2 separate regions of the Homo sapiens genome follow, and region 2 is linked to region 1. The links are chromatin loops, found by intact Hi-C in ENCODE. Cell type or tissue: heart left ventricle. All regions are shown on one strand. Links, peaks and the distances in the headings refer to the core of each region. The heading gives the core; the rest is flanking DNA.

The links. Hi-C counts contacts between places; a loop is a spot of excess contacts. Peaks named below come from ENCODE experiments on the same cell type or tissue, not always from the same donor. Only the 100,000 strongest peaks of a DNase experiment are listed, where the experiment ranks them.
Region 2: it touches region 1 in a loop (2.7-fold over the local background); 10 of 110 quality-filtered maps call a loop at or near these places.

Annotation. Positions count from the first base shown.
Region 1 is chr16:2,491,846-2,500,037 of GRCh38, forward strand. TBC1D24 (TBC1 domain family member 24) reads left to right here. Exons shown (of 8, transcript NM_001199107.2): 2 at 4,189-5,268; 3 at 5,865-5,882; 4 at 6,393-6,551; 5 at 7,512-7,575; 6 at 7,990-8,085. The coding sequence starts at 4,304. Among named protein-coding and RNA genes, the nearest start is that of ATP6V0C, 18 kb to the right of the region's middle. RefSeq lists an enhancer at 4,971-5,576. In heart left ventricle, for the core only: no CTCF peak of the experiment used is centred there; DNase peaks (open chromatin) are centred at 4,936, 5,656, 6,456, 7,116 and 3 weaker places; H3K27ac peaks cover 1,268 bases.
Region 2 is chr16:2,293,835-2,299,014 of GRCh38, forward strand. It overlaps ABCA3 (ATP binding cassette subfamily A member 3), which reads right to left. Exons shown (of 33, transcript NM_001089.3): 15 at 4,552-4,706; 16 at 3,932-4,087; 17 at 3,495-3,705; 18 at 1,756-1,906. Among named protein-coding and RNA genes, the nearest start is that of MIR4717, 22 kb to the left of the region's middle. In heart left ventricle, for the core only: a CTCF peak has its summit at 2,953 (motif pointing right); no DNase peak of the experiment used is centred there.

The DNA of each region.
Region 1 (8,192 bases), core at 3,045-8,044:
CTTGGCCCGCCTGGCTAATTTTGGTATTTTTTTGTAGAGATGGGGTTTTGCCATGTTGTGTGGGCTAGTCTTGAACTCCTGGGCTTGGCGTCCAAAGGTCGTCCCCGTTCAGCCTCCCAAATAGCTGGGATTACAGGTGCATGCCACCAGGCCTGGCCATTTTTTTTTATTTTTGGTAGAGATGAGGTCTCATTATGTTGCCCAGGCTGGTCTTGAACTCCTGGGCTGAAGTGATCCTCCTGCCTGAGCCTCCCAAAGTGCTGGGATTACAGATGTGAGCCCCTTTGCTGGCCTGGACCTGGTTTTTATAGATGCCTTAAGTGGGTTGTTGCCTTGTGTGCACAGCCCCAGAAATGTCGTGCGCTCTTTTTGAGTGAGGGTTTGGGGAACAAGAAAGAATCCAAGGGCTCCCTCGGGTCTTTTGCACACATCCTTGGCTCGGGGGTCCCTGTGAGTCCAGCACGTCGCCGGACCATTCGCGGCAGTAAACACAACTTGGGATCTGCATCTCCCTAAGGGAACTTCGCAAGGTGCACCCACAGCTTTTACTGTTTCCAGTTTAATATTCAACCTGAATCTGGGGCCAGCCGAGTGGAGGCTGGTGCTGCTCTGCCCAGCTCCTGTTCTGTTTAGAAACATGTTTATTGCCTTAAGAAGGAGCCAGTTCTTTCACCCAAACAGGATGGGCCTGGAGTTCCTCCAGAGGCTAGTGGGCCCATAGCAGGGAAGGAGGGATGTAAGCTGTGGATAACCGACCGACACGTGTAAGATTGTGCAGTGTGACCCAGGCGTGGCTGTGCGCATGTGAGTGGACCTGTCGGCCTGACCTTCAGGACCAGGGAAAGGGGGAGCCCTCACTGCCTTCCCTCCCAGGACGAAGCAAACCAATCAATGGTCTTAAGGGTTTCTTTTCTTCTGAGGCCTAGTCCTGCTGTGGGCAAGGTTTTTCCAGTGGGATACATTAAAATCAACTTCGGTGGCTCACGCTTCTAATCTCAGCACTTTGGGAGGCTGAGGCGGGCGGATCACCTGAGGTCGGGAGTTCGAGACCAGCCTGACCAACATGGACAATCCCTGTCTCTACTAAAAATACAAAATTAGCCGGGCGTGGTGGCACATGCCTGTAATCCCAGCTACTTGGGAGGCTGAGGCAGGGGAATCGCTTGAACCCAGGGAGGCGGAGGTTGCAGTGAGCTGAGATTACGCCACTGCACTCCAGCCTGGACGACAGTGCGGCACTCTGTCTCAAAAAAATAAATAAATAAAAAATGGCTAAAATGGTAAATTTTTTGTTTGTTTGTTTGTTTGTTTGAGACAGAGTCTTGCTCTGTCGCCTGGGCTGGAGTGCAGTGGCACAATCTCGGCTCACTGCAATCTCCGCCTCCCAGGTTCACGTCATTCTCCTGCCTCAGCCTCCCGAGTAGCTGGTACTACAGGCTCCCGCAACCACGCCCGGCTAGTTTTTTTGTATTTTTAGTAGAGACAGGGTTTCACTGTGTTAGCCAGGATGGTCTCGATCTCCTGACCTCGTGATCCACCCGCCTCGGCCTCCCAAAGTGCTGGGATTACAGGCGTGAGCCACCGCGTCCGGCCTAACATGGTAAATTTTATGCTATGTGTATTTTACCACACACACAAAAACACGTGTCGAGGTGTTTTCCCAAGACAGTGTCTCGCAGACGTACGTTTTACACTATGATTTTTACTTTTCAAGAACTGTTTTAAAGCAGTATTTGCCTTATAATAGGTAGGTGAATGTTCTAGCTGCAAGAGAAACCGGAGTGGTCTGGTCACTCAACCAAAACCTGCTGAAGCAGACCCCTGGGGCACACTGGGAACTTCTACCATCCCAGGTGGAAAGGTTAGTCTGATGTGCGTAAGCAAACCTTGCACTTCTGTGCGCAGGACGGTATCCTTGGGCCAGGGCAGCCACCTGTTGTCCAGAATCCCACAGGGCACGTCTTACCCACTCCTTTTATGTTTGCCTGAGCCCAGGGGTTGCTGTTCTTGGAGAAACACCAACCACCCCCACTTGACTTCTGGCCCATTCGGATCCAGAAATGTGCAGTTTTAAAGCTGCAGCACCTTCCATTTAGGTCCCAGCTCTCCCTCTGGAAAATGCCTGCTCCTCACCAGAGATTCCTCCCTGGAGCACCTGCCTGAAGCATAGCTTTCAAGCTGGTGGTTTTAGAAAGTTAAGAGCCGGCTTCAGAATTCCGACAGGGTGGGATAGCATAGGCTGTGACTTTCTTAGCACACACAGCTGGTTAAAGAGAACTGGGAACGGGCTGGGCGTGGTGGCTCACGCCTGTAATCCCAACACTTTGGGAGGCCGAGGTGGGTGGATCACGAGATCAGGAGTTCGAGACCAGCCTGGCCAACATGGTGAAACCCCATCTCTACTAAAAATACAAAAACTGGCTGGGTGTGGTGGCGGGTGCCTGTAGTCCCAGCTACTCAGGAGGCTGAGGCAGGAGAATCACTTGAGCCCGGGAGGCGGAAGTTGCAGTGAGCCGAGATTACGCCACTGCACTCCAGCCCGTGCGACAGTGCAAGACTCTGTCTCAAAAAAAAAAAAAAAGGGAGAACTAGAACGAAGCATCTCTTTGCTCAAAGTGATCTTCTCAACTGGGGGTTCCTTTTCAGAAGGCCCCCAGGGTGCAGGGTGGTGTTTAGGAGCCTGGAGTGGACCATGCTCGAGTGGAAAGGTGTTTTCAGCAGGGTCAGCCTCTTTTTTTGGTAGAGATGGGGTCTCACCATGTTGCCCAGGCTGGTCTTGAACTCCTGGCCTCAACTAGTCCTCCCACCTTGGCCTCCTGAGTAGCTGAGATTATAGATATGAGCCACTGTGCCCAGCCAAGGGCCAAGCTCTTGAAGCCCTTCTGGGAACTCTATCTCTAGCCTCTCATTACTCAGAATCTGTGTGATGTATTCCAGTAACTTCATAAGTTCTGTGAAAAGAAGGTATACTCCAAAGTTTGTAACGGCTTCTCAAAAGTCACTTATCTTAAGTGGAAGCCCTTCTAATACTTACACAAAGATTAAGGCAAATAATGTGGCTGCGCAACGTGACTCTCACTCGTAATTCCAGCATGGTGGGAAGATCACTTGAGGCCTGCGGTTCAAGGCCAACCTGGGTGACAGAACAAGACCCCATCACACACACACACACACACACACACACACACAAAATAAATAATAATAATAATAATAAACAAAAAAACAGGCCAGGAGCACTGGCTCACACTTGTAATCCCAGCACTTTGGGAGGCTGTGGTGGGTGGATTGCTTGAGATCAGGAGTTTAAGACCAGTCTGGGTAACATGGCAAAATCTCGTCTCTACTAAAAAGAGAAAAAATTAGCTGGGCGTGGTGGCGCCTAACTGTAGTCTCAGCTATAGCTGAGGTGGGAGGATCACCTGAGCCCAGGAGGCAGAAGTTGCAGTGTGCCGAGATGGTGCCATTGCACTCTAGCCTGGATGTCAGCACAAGACCTTGTCTCAAACAAAACAAAACAAGGCCGGGCACAGTGGCTCATGCCTGTAATCCCAACATTTTGGGAGGCCAAGACAGGAGGATTGCTTGAGCCCAGGAGTTCAAGACCAGCCTGGAGAGCATAGCGAGACCCTGTCTCTACAAAAAAATAAAAAATTAGGCCAGGGCGGTGGCTCTCGTCTGTAATCCCACACTTTGGGAGGCCAAGGCAGGCACATCACAAGGTCAGGAGTTTGAGACCAGCCTGACCAACATGGTGAAACCCTGTCTCTAGTAAAAATACAAAAAATTAGCCAGGCATGGTGGTGCATGCCTTTAGTCCCAGCTACTCAGAAGGCTGAGTCTGGAGAATCGCTTGAACCAGGGGCGAGGAGGTTGCCGTGAGTGGAGATCGTGACACTGTACTCCAGCCTGGGCGACAGGGTGAGACTCCATCTCAAAAAAAAAAATTAACTGGGCATGGTGGTGGACACCTGTCGTCCCAGCTACTCAGGAGGCTGAGGCAGGAAGATGGTTCAAGCCATTCAAGGCTGCAGAGAGCAGGGTCACGCCACTGCACCGCACTCCAACCTGGGCAACAGAGCGAGACCCTGTCTCAAAAGAAAAGAAAACTACACCACATTTGAAAAAATACGTTCTTTAAAATGTGAACCTTGAAACACAGATGCTAAAAGTGTTTTTTTAATCCTGCAGGGTGTGAGATGGCAGACAGGTTTGCAGGAAACCCTCAGAAAGGGGGCTGGAGGATTTAGCCACTCTGTCCTCCCCTTCCGGCAGTCCAGGGCCTCCTCCCGAGCACAGCGGCGCTATGGACTCTCCAGGATACAACTGCTTCGTGGACAAAGACAAGATGGACGCTGCCATCCAGGACCTGGGGCCCAAGGAGCTGAGCTGCACTGAACTGCAGGAACTGAAGCAGCTGGCGCGCCAGGGCTACTGGGCCCAAAGCCACGCCCTGCGGGGAAAGGTGTACCAGCGCCTGATCCGGGACATTCCCTGCCGCACGGTCACGCCTGACGCCAGCGTGTACAGCGACATCGTGGGCAAGATCGTGGGCAAGCACAGCAGCAGCTGCCTGCCGCTGCCCGAGTTCGTGGACAACACGCAGGTGCCCAGCTACTGCCTGAATGCACGCGGCGAGGGGGCCGTGCGCAAGATCCTCCTGTGCCTGGCCAACCAGTTCCCCGACATCTCCTTCTGCCCCGCCCTGCCGGCCGTGGTGGCCCTGCTGCTGCACTACAGCATCGACGAGGCCGAGTGCTTCGAGAAGGCCTGCCGCATCCTGGCCTGCAATGACCCCGGCAGGAGGCTGATCGACCAGAGCTTCCTGGCCTTTGAGTCGTCCTGCATGACGTTTGGGGACCTGGTGAACAAGTACTGCCAGGCGGCCCACAAGCTGATGGTGGCCGTGTCGGAGGATGTCCTGCAGGTCTATGCGGACTGGCAGCGCTGGCTGTTTGGGGAGCTGCCCCTCTGCTACTTCGCCCGGGTCTTTGACGTCTTCCTGGTGGAGGGCTACAAGGTGCTGTACCGCGTGGCGCTGGCCATCCTCAAGTTCTTCCACAAGGTGAGGGCCGGGCAGCCGCTGGAGTCGGACAGCGTGAAGCAGGACATCCGCACGTTCGTCAGAGACATCGCGAAGACGGTGTCCCCTGAGAAGCTGCTGGAGAAAGCGTTCGCCATCCGCCTCTTCTCCCGCAAGGAGATCCAGCTCCTGCAGATGGCCAATGAGAAAGCCCTGAAGCAGAAGGGCATCACCGTGAAGCAGAAGAGGTAGGTCGCCGGCAGCCTGTGAGGGGTACACCCAGGGTCGGGGGCTGGGGCAGGACGTGTCTGGCGTGAGCTCATCCTGCCGGCCTCCAGGCGGCCTCTGCCCATGGTCCACCCAGCCATCTGTGCATGGCTGAAAAGACACTGAAACAGGAAGGGCCTTCCCAGTTACAGCCACAGACGAGGGACATCGGGTCCTATCCTCTGGGGCCAGGCCCACGGCTGAGATGAAAGCTGATGCTGGCCATGGGGTCGCAAGGCATCGTGGGAGGCCAGGCCCACTCCCAGGGTCATTTCAGGGCAGCCTCTGCTCCACCCCTCCGGCTCTGGGCTCCGTGGCTGGTCTCTGCTGTGGCTGCTGGGCGTGGCCTCCCCGCCTGGAGCACAGCCCCAGGGGAGCAGGGTCAGGAGTTCATGGTGTCTGTCCTATGTGGATTTGGCAGCCAGCGCTGTGATGGTGCCACGCTGCGGCCTGTTGGCGTGCAGCCCTCTTTCTTCTGGGCCAGCAAAGGCCTGTCGGGGGATCGGTACTCACACTAACCTCTCTTTGTCTGTTTTATTTTTCTTCTCCATGTCCGTTGCTTTCTCCTGTTTTTCAGTGTGTCACTTTCTAAAAGGTAGGTCTGAAACTGTATCTGCACACCTGGCCTCTGTCTTTCCACCAGGCTGACTCTAGGCCAGCTGCTTGCTCTGGGTCTCAGGGCTGCTCTCGTGGGCCAGCTTCAGCAGCGCTGCCTCTGAGCCGGACTGATGCTCAGGCGCCTTCTGTCTGTCTGTCTGCCTGCCTCCCTGCCTGTCTGCCTCTGTCATGCTATCTGCTGGTGTTTGGCTCACCCTGAAGCCTTGTCTTGCCAGAGCAGTTGCTCTCTGTCCTGATTTCTTAGAGAAAAGTTGCATTGTCCCCATCCAAGCTGGGCACTTTCCCTTCTGTAATGGGTGGGAGGTGGGGCTCCTGGGAACTTTCTCCCCGTTGGGCACCTAGAACCCGGCCCTAAACCGGGGCCGGGGCAAGCAGGCGAGAAGTTCCCTCTGGGTTTACTTCCAAAGAGGCTCTGGGGCATACCTCGGGGGGCATGGCCTGGCCCCAGACGTGCCTTCGGGCTCTGACCCCTGCTCGCTCCCCTCAGGCAGTTTGTACACTTGGCCGTCCATGCAGAGAACTTCCGCTCGGAGATCGTCAGCGTGAGGGAGATGAGAGACATCTGGTCCTGGGTCCCCGAGCGCTTTGCCCTGTGCCAGCCCCTTCTGCTGTTCTCCTCCCTGCAGCACGGGTACAGCCTGGCCAGGTAACACCCCAAGGGGCCAGAGCGGGCGGCAGAGCCGCCCAGCCACGTGTCCTGCCCACAGAGGCTGGAAATGGGCCTCAAACCTCGGCACCTGGTGAGGCCCTGCTTCTTCCTGTGGGGCCTAAGAATCAGGGTCCCTTTCTGGGCTCTGTCCTCCCCACACCACCCAGACTTTGGGGGTCATGGCAGGCGTGCCACAGCTTGGGGCCATGCAGGCGTCGTGAAGACGCCTGGGAGGCAGGATCCCCACCTTGGAGCTCACAGCATTGTCTTGGTTGGGGGACCATGTGGGCGGCAGGTCCTGGCTGTGCTCGCTCCCCACCCTGTCATCCACATGGTGCTCTGTCGGGGGCCTGGGGCATGCTGCCCTCCAGGGTGGTGCTGCCAGGTGCAGCCAGGGAGCCTCCCTCCAGCCTTGGACAGCATGTGGCCGTGGGAGCTCTGGGTTGGGCCTGGGGTGACCTGGGGGTGAGGCAGGCAGAGCTGGTCCAGCCCCCACCCAGCACCGTTCACAGGTTCATAACAACTCAAGCATTTTGGCACAGCTGGAGCCACTTCTCCTGGCCCTGCCAAGGACACCAGCCAAGCTCCAGGCGCCACGTTGGCAGACCAGGGCCTCTTTGGCTCCCACATGCCTGGGCTGCGAGGATGGCCCAAACCTCCCCACCGCAGGGACCTGTTCCTCTGGTTCCTGCTTCCCCAGCCCCTGGCGCTTGGCTCTGCACTGGGGCCTTCCACTGCAAGGCCTCTCCCCTGAGTCACACCAGGGCAGGCTGTCCTGGGGATGGCAGAGAAGGGCCAGGTGAGAAGAACACCTGGGTGAGGGTGTTGTCGGGACCCAGAGAGAAGGAAGCACAGTTCCCAGGTCTTCGCCCCAAGACAGCTGGGGCCAGCGGAGGCTGCAGGAGGCGGCTGGGAGGGTGTGCAGGGTGACAGCTGGCATGCGTGTCTCTACGCCAGGTTCTACTTCCAGTGTGAAGGACATGAGCCTACCCTCTTGCTCATCAAGACCACGCAGAAGGAGGTGAGCAGGGGCCCTGGAGCCAGGGCTGGCTCTGATGGGCTCCAGGGCTGGCTCTGATGGGCTCCAGGGCTGGCTCTGATGGGCTTCAGGGCCTAGGCCTCCTGGGCCAGATCCAGAGTCAGAGCGTGGGTATGGCCAGCACATGGGGCTCATCCCACACTCAGGGCCACAAGGGGAAATGAGACTATCCCCAACACAGCCCCCGCCCACCCTCATTGCCAGCCCCAAGCCAGGGGCAGGGTGCACACACCTGCAACACTGCCTTTCCCACACCACTCCTGCCCTGGGGTGGGGGTGGGAGACGGCAATGCCTGCACCCCCACCTGTGACCTGGGACAGGCCCGTCAGTAGTCTGGAGCACAGGGACGCTCCTGGGGGCCTGCGGGCACAGCCTCACCCAGACCTTTCCCCCAGGTGTGTGGTGCTTACCTGTCCACAGACTGGAGTGAGAGAAATAAGTTTGGAGGCAAACTGGGCTTCTTTGGGACCGGAGAATGCTTTGTGTTTAGGGTGAGTGGGGCCAAGTGTCCCCAAACCCCCACGCAGACCCTGTAGCTGCATCCCTCCAGGAGCACCCGCCTGCCCTGGGGACACTGTTGGGTGTCGCCATGGCAGTC
Region 2 (5,180 bases), core at 1-5,000, 200 kb before region 1:
GGCCATGTGGCTAATTTTTAATTTTTTTGTAGAGATGGGGTCTCACTATGTCGCCCAAGCTGATCTCCTTCTCCTTCTGCCTTGGCTTCTGAAAGTGTTGGGATTACAGGCATGAGCAACCATGCCTGGCTAAAAGTGAGGTTCATATGGTTTGATTCCCTGGTTTTTTCTTTCTTTTTTTTTTTTTGAGATGGAGTCTCCCTCTGTCACCCAGGCTGGAATCCAGGGGTGCAGGGGTGCAGGGGTGTGATTTCGGCTCACTGCAACCTCTGCTCCTGGGTTCAGTGATTCTCCTGCCTCAGCCTCCTGAGTAGCTGGGATTACAGGCACCCACCACCACGCCCGGCTAATTTTTGTATTTTTTTTTTTTTTTAGTAGAGACGAGGTTTCACCGTGTTGGCCAGGATGGTCTCGATCTCCTGACCTCATGGTCCGCCCGCCTTGGCCTCCCAAAGTGCTGGGATTACAGGCGTGCGCCACTATGCACAGCTGCGAAACACTTTCTAAGAATAAAATTAATAGAAGAAGTCACAAGAGAAAGGATGTTGCTACATTAAGTACAAAATCTAGGCCGGGTGCAGTGGCTCACACCTGGAATCCCAGAACTTTGGGAGGCTGAGGCGGAAGGATCACTTAAGCCCAGGAGTTCAAGACCAGCTTGGGCAACATAACAAGACCCCATCTCTACAAAAAAAATAAAAAAACTAGCCGGACATGTTGATACACACCTGTAGTCCCAACTATTCGGGAGGCTGAGGTGGGAGATCACGAGCCCAGGAATTCAAGGCTGCAGTGAGTTGTGATTGCACCACTGCACTCCAGCCTGGGTGACAGAGCAAGACCTTGTTTTTAAAATAAACAAATGTGGCCAGGCATGGTGGCTCATGCCTGACATCTTAGCACTTTGGGAGGCCGAGGTGGGTGGATCACCTGAGGTCAGGAGTTTGAGACCAGCCTGGACAACATGGTAAAACCCCATCTCTACTAAAAATACAAAAATTAGCCGGGTGTGGTGGTGCACGCCTGTAATCCCAGCTACTTGGGAGGCTGAGGCAGGAGAATTGCTTGAACCTGGGAGGCAGAGGTTGCAGTGAGCTGAGATTGTGCCACTGCACTCTGGACTGGGCAGCAGAGTGAGGCTCCATCTCAAAACAAATAATAAATAAATAACAAATAAAATAAATAAATGTAAAATGGAAAAAAATCTGACAAAATCAAACAACAAACTGGAGAAAAGTGCAATAAACTGATATTATCCAGATAATATCCAGACTGATAGATAGTGTCATGGAACACTGGCTTCCCTCCCCTTGCTGGTTCTGCCGTGTGTGTGAGACAGTGATGAGCAGGTGGTAACATCTCCAGCTCTGACACTGAGACCAAATTCACCACCCACATACAAATACAGACTCGGTTTCACGAGTAGTTCTGAGTGCAGCCGCAGCACGTGTTGAGCCTGGTGTCAGAAGGGGGAGTGTGAGCCCTGCATCAGCGCTGAGCACCCTTTTGGTGAGTCAGATACGTGCTTCTCCTTTTCAGGTCCTAATTATGTTTCTCCTTGCTAGGAGGCCTGGCACCTAGGACCCAGCCAAGCAGATTCATCTGGGCTGATGGTGCCCAGGCTGAGGGTCTAAGAGTGCCGACTGGCCAGGCCAGAGAGGGGCAGAGCAGGTGCCTCTGAGCACAAAGCCCTCATGGCCCATGGGGATCCCATCTTGGATGTATACCTGTGCGTGCCCTCCCTGGGAGGCGTACCTGTGCGTGCTCTCTCTGGGAAGGATGAAAGACAGCTCGGCCCCAGCGCTGCTCTCCAGCGTGGCGTTGGGCACGTGGTGGTGGACCAGCTGGGAGATGTCTTCCGGGTTGCAGTGCGGCTCCTTCACCAGCGTCATGTGATAGCCGGCACCTGGAATACAGGGCCACGTGTGAGATCTTTGGCTGATCCCCCAGGTCTCTTCATGCCCACCCCGGGGTCTCTAGGGCTCACACCAGGCAAGCTGGTGGGAAGGAGGCTAGAGAACCGGAGGTGGGCAGCTGAAGCAGAATGAATGTGTCTTGGAGCTCCCTGTGCTGTCCCAAGGGTGTCACCTCCCGCTCCTGCTGGGAAGAGCTGCTGGGGATCTAGGGTGCTGAGCACTGTCAGGGGCACCTGCTGGAAGGTGGGGTCTCCCCCCAGCTATACAAGCACCAGGGAAGGATATCATCAGCAGCGACGGACCACGTGTGAGGGCTTCTGTCTTGTGGGGTTAACACTGATGGTTATGGTGTGGTTCTAGGAAGGGACTGTCAGCAGGAGCAGGAGCAAGAGCTACCGGCTGCAAGACCGCACTGCACGGCACTATCAGAGATGCATCTCACCTCTTTCCCAACGTCACCGTGCAGGAGATGGAATTCCATGTCCTTTTTTTTTTTTTTGAGACAAGTCTCACTCTGTCACCCAGGCTGGAGTGCAGCTGCACAATCTTGGCTCACTGTAACTTCTCCCTCCTTGGTTCAAGTACTTATTCTCCTGCCTCAGCCTCCCCAAGTAGCTGGGATTACAGGCATGCACCACCATACCTGGTTAAGTTTTTGTATTTTAGTAGAGACAGAGTTTTACCATGTTGGCCAGGCTGGTCTTGAACTCCTGACCTCAAGTGATCTGCCTGCCTTGGCCTCCCAAAGTGCTGGGATTATAGGCGGTGAGCCACCACGCCTGGCCCCATGTCCTCTTTAGAGACAAGGATGCCAGGCCCAGGAAGAACAATGGCTCTGCCAACTGGGCAGTGGGGCAGGAAGTGGCTAGTGAAACTCTCAGAGGCCGTGGTGGATGGTTCCTCATCTCCTAACGCCTGCTGTCCTCCCTCTTGGTAACAAAACCCTGGTATCTTGGCTGAGCATGTGGCTGCCCAGGACAAAGGCCATCCCCTCCAGCCTACTGCTGACCACACTGGGTTGCCACTCAGTCACTAGGGGGCAGAAGTGGGACGTGAACTTGGGGGGTGTCCTGAGGGGAGGAGGGCTCCTATGTCTTTGCTCCACCCCGTTGGAATGTGGGGGACGCTGGCACACCCAGATCGTGCTGGACCAGGAGGTGACCTTGAAAGGGAAGCCGTAGTTGCACAGTACAGTCAGAGGTCTGGGCCCAGATCCTGTCAGCCCCTGCTGGCCCTGGCCATGCTGTGAGCTGCTCTCACGTGGGAGCTGCCATGTTGGTGCGTGTGTTGGCCTCTCCAAGGGCAGTGCTGCTCCTAGTGGCACTAGGCTTGGCCTCTGTTCTTCTGGTCATGGCTGAACCACATCCTAACCAAATTGAGACTTTCAGCTCCATTTCCTGCCTCTTCCCTCTCACAAGCCCCCCTGCCTGGTTGGGCTCTCCACCCAGAGGCAACAGACAGGAAGTCTAGAAAAGGCCACCCCTGCCTGATCTGAGGGCCCTTCATGAAGGTAGCAGCCATTCCCTCAGCACGGCAGCCAGGACACCGACCCTGTCGCGGGCTGGCCCCACCGCTCACCGTATTTCTGCTTGAGGAACAGCGAGGACCCGCAGCACTGCAGCTCCCCCTTGGCCATGATGGCGATGCGGTCTCCCAGCAGGTCAGCCTCGTCCATGAAGTGGGTGGTCAGCACGATGGTGCGGTCACTTTTCTGCCGCTGAAGAAGATCCCAGATGGCCCTCCTGGAGATGGCGTCCATGCCCGAGGTGGGCTCGTCCAGTATCAGCACCTGGAGGGAGAGACACAGTCTCGCGACGCTGGTAGAGCCACACCCCGGGCCCAGGCTGGCCTTGCGGTAGGCCCCATCGAGGGGTTCGCGGAGCCGGCTTGAGTCCTCCAAGGATGGTGATGGCCTTGTCTGGGGTGTCAAGGGCCAAGGTGCCCGGGCCATGGCGGAAGGGCCATCCCAGGTCGAGCAGGAGGGGAACCCACTGCCTCCAGTCCCACCGCCACACCTTGGAGCCTGCGATGAGGGCGATGCCGATGGAGAGCTTGCGCCTCATGCCCCCGCTCAGGAAGCGGCTCCGTGAGTTCCACTTGTCCTCCAGGCCGATGATGTGCAGCATCTGCTTGACTTCTTCAGGGCACTTCTGACGTGACAGGCCCTTCAGCTGCAACGACAGGGGACGCAGGGAGATGCAGGGCTCCTGGCGGGAGGCCGACCCTGGCCAGCGAGGTTCTGGTGAGAGGAACCTCTCCTTGACGTAGCTGGGGAGATGCAGGGCTCCTGGCGGGAGGCCGACCACGGCCAGCAAGGTTCTGGTGAGAGGAACCTCTCCTTGACGTAGCTGGGGAGATGCAGGGCTCCTGGCGGGAGGCCGACCACGGCCAGCGAGTTTCTGGTAAGAGGAACCTCTCCTTGACGTAGCTGGGGAGATGCAGGGCTCCTGGCGGGAGGCCGACCCTGGCCAGCGAGGTTCTGGTGAGAGGAACCTCTCCTTGACGTAGCTGGACTCAGAACCCTGGCTCCTGCCCTCCTGGCTCCCTTCCTCCAGTTTAGCTCCTCGGAAGACTGCCCCAGAAACTCGAGCACATCAGTGGAAACACCCCTGCACACCCCTGGCCCCCAACTCACCTGGGCGTAGAAATAAAGGTGCTCTGCGACTGTCAAGTTGTCAAACAGGATGTCGTGCTGCGGGCACAGGCCCAGGCTCTTCCGGATCTGAACCATGTCCTGGGAAATTTCATACCCGCTGATGTATGCCCGTCCACTGGTGGGGGGAAAGAGACCTGGGGCCCAGCAGGAGACCCCACATTCAGCATGAAGATCCTGCTCGTCAGCACCCGCGGTAATGACCCCCCACCCCCTCTCTGTCTCCCCTAATTTCCTCTGAGGACCCTGCCCATGAGAGGGCACGGAACCCCACTCCCACTGGGGTGGGCTTTGGCTGGGCCAGTGGGAAAAAGAAGCGGCATGGAAACAGCCCTGCCACTGGGACGCACAGCTGGTCAGGGAGGAGAAACCCACGACACACACACACAGAGTCACCACAATCAGCCCCCGCCCCGGGTCCCAGCCTGTGCCACTGCCAGACACTTTGGTGCTTGGGGAAGACAGAGTGAAATGCCAGTGGCCGGTGTGGTGCACAGGGGAGAGCTCTCAGAGAGGGGTTTGGTGACAGAATTAGCATGGGGTTGAGCTGCTCCTGCGTGGTGGCCTCTGTTTTCACTGACCCTGTCAAGCTTGGGTATTCACAGACAGAG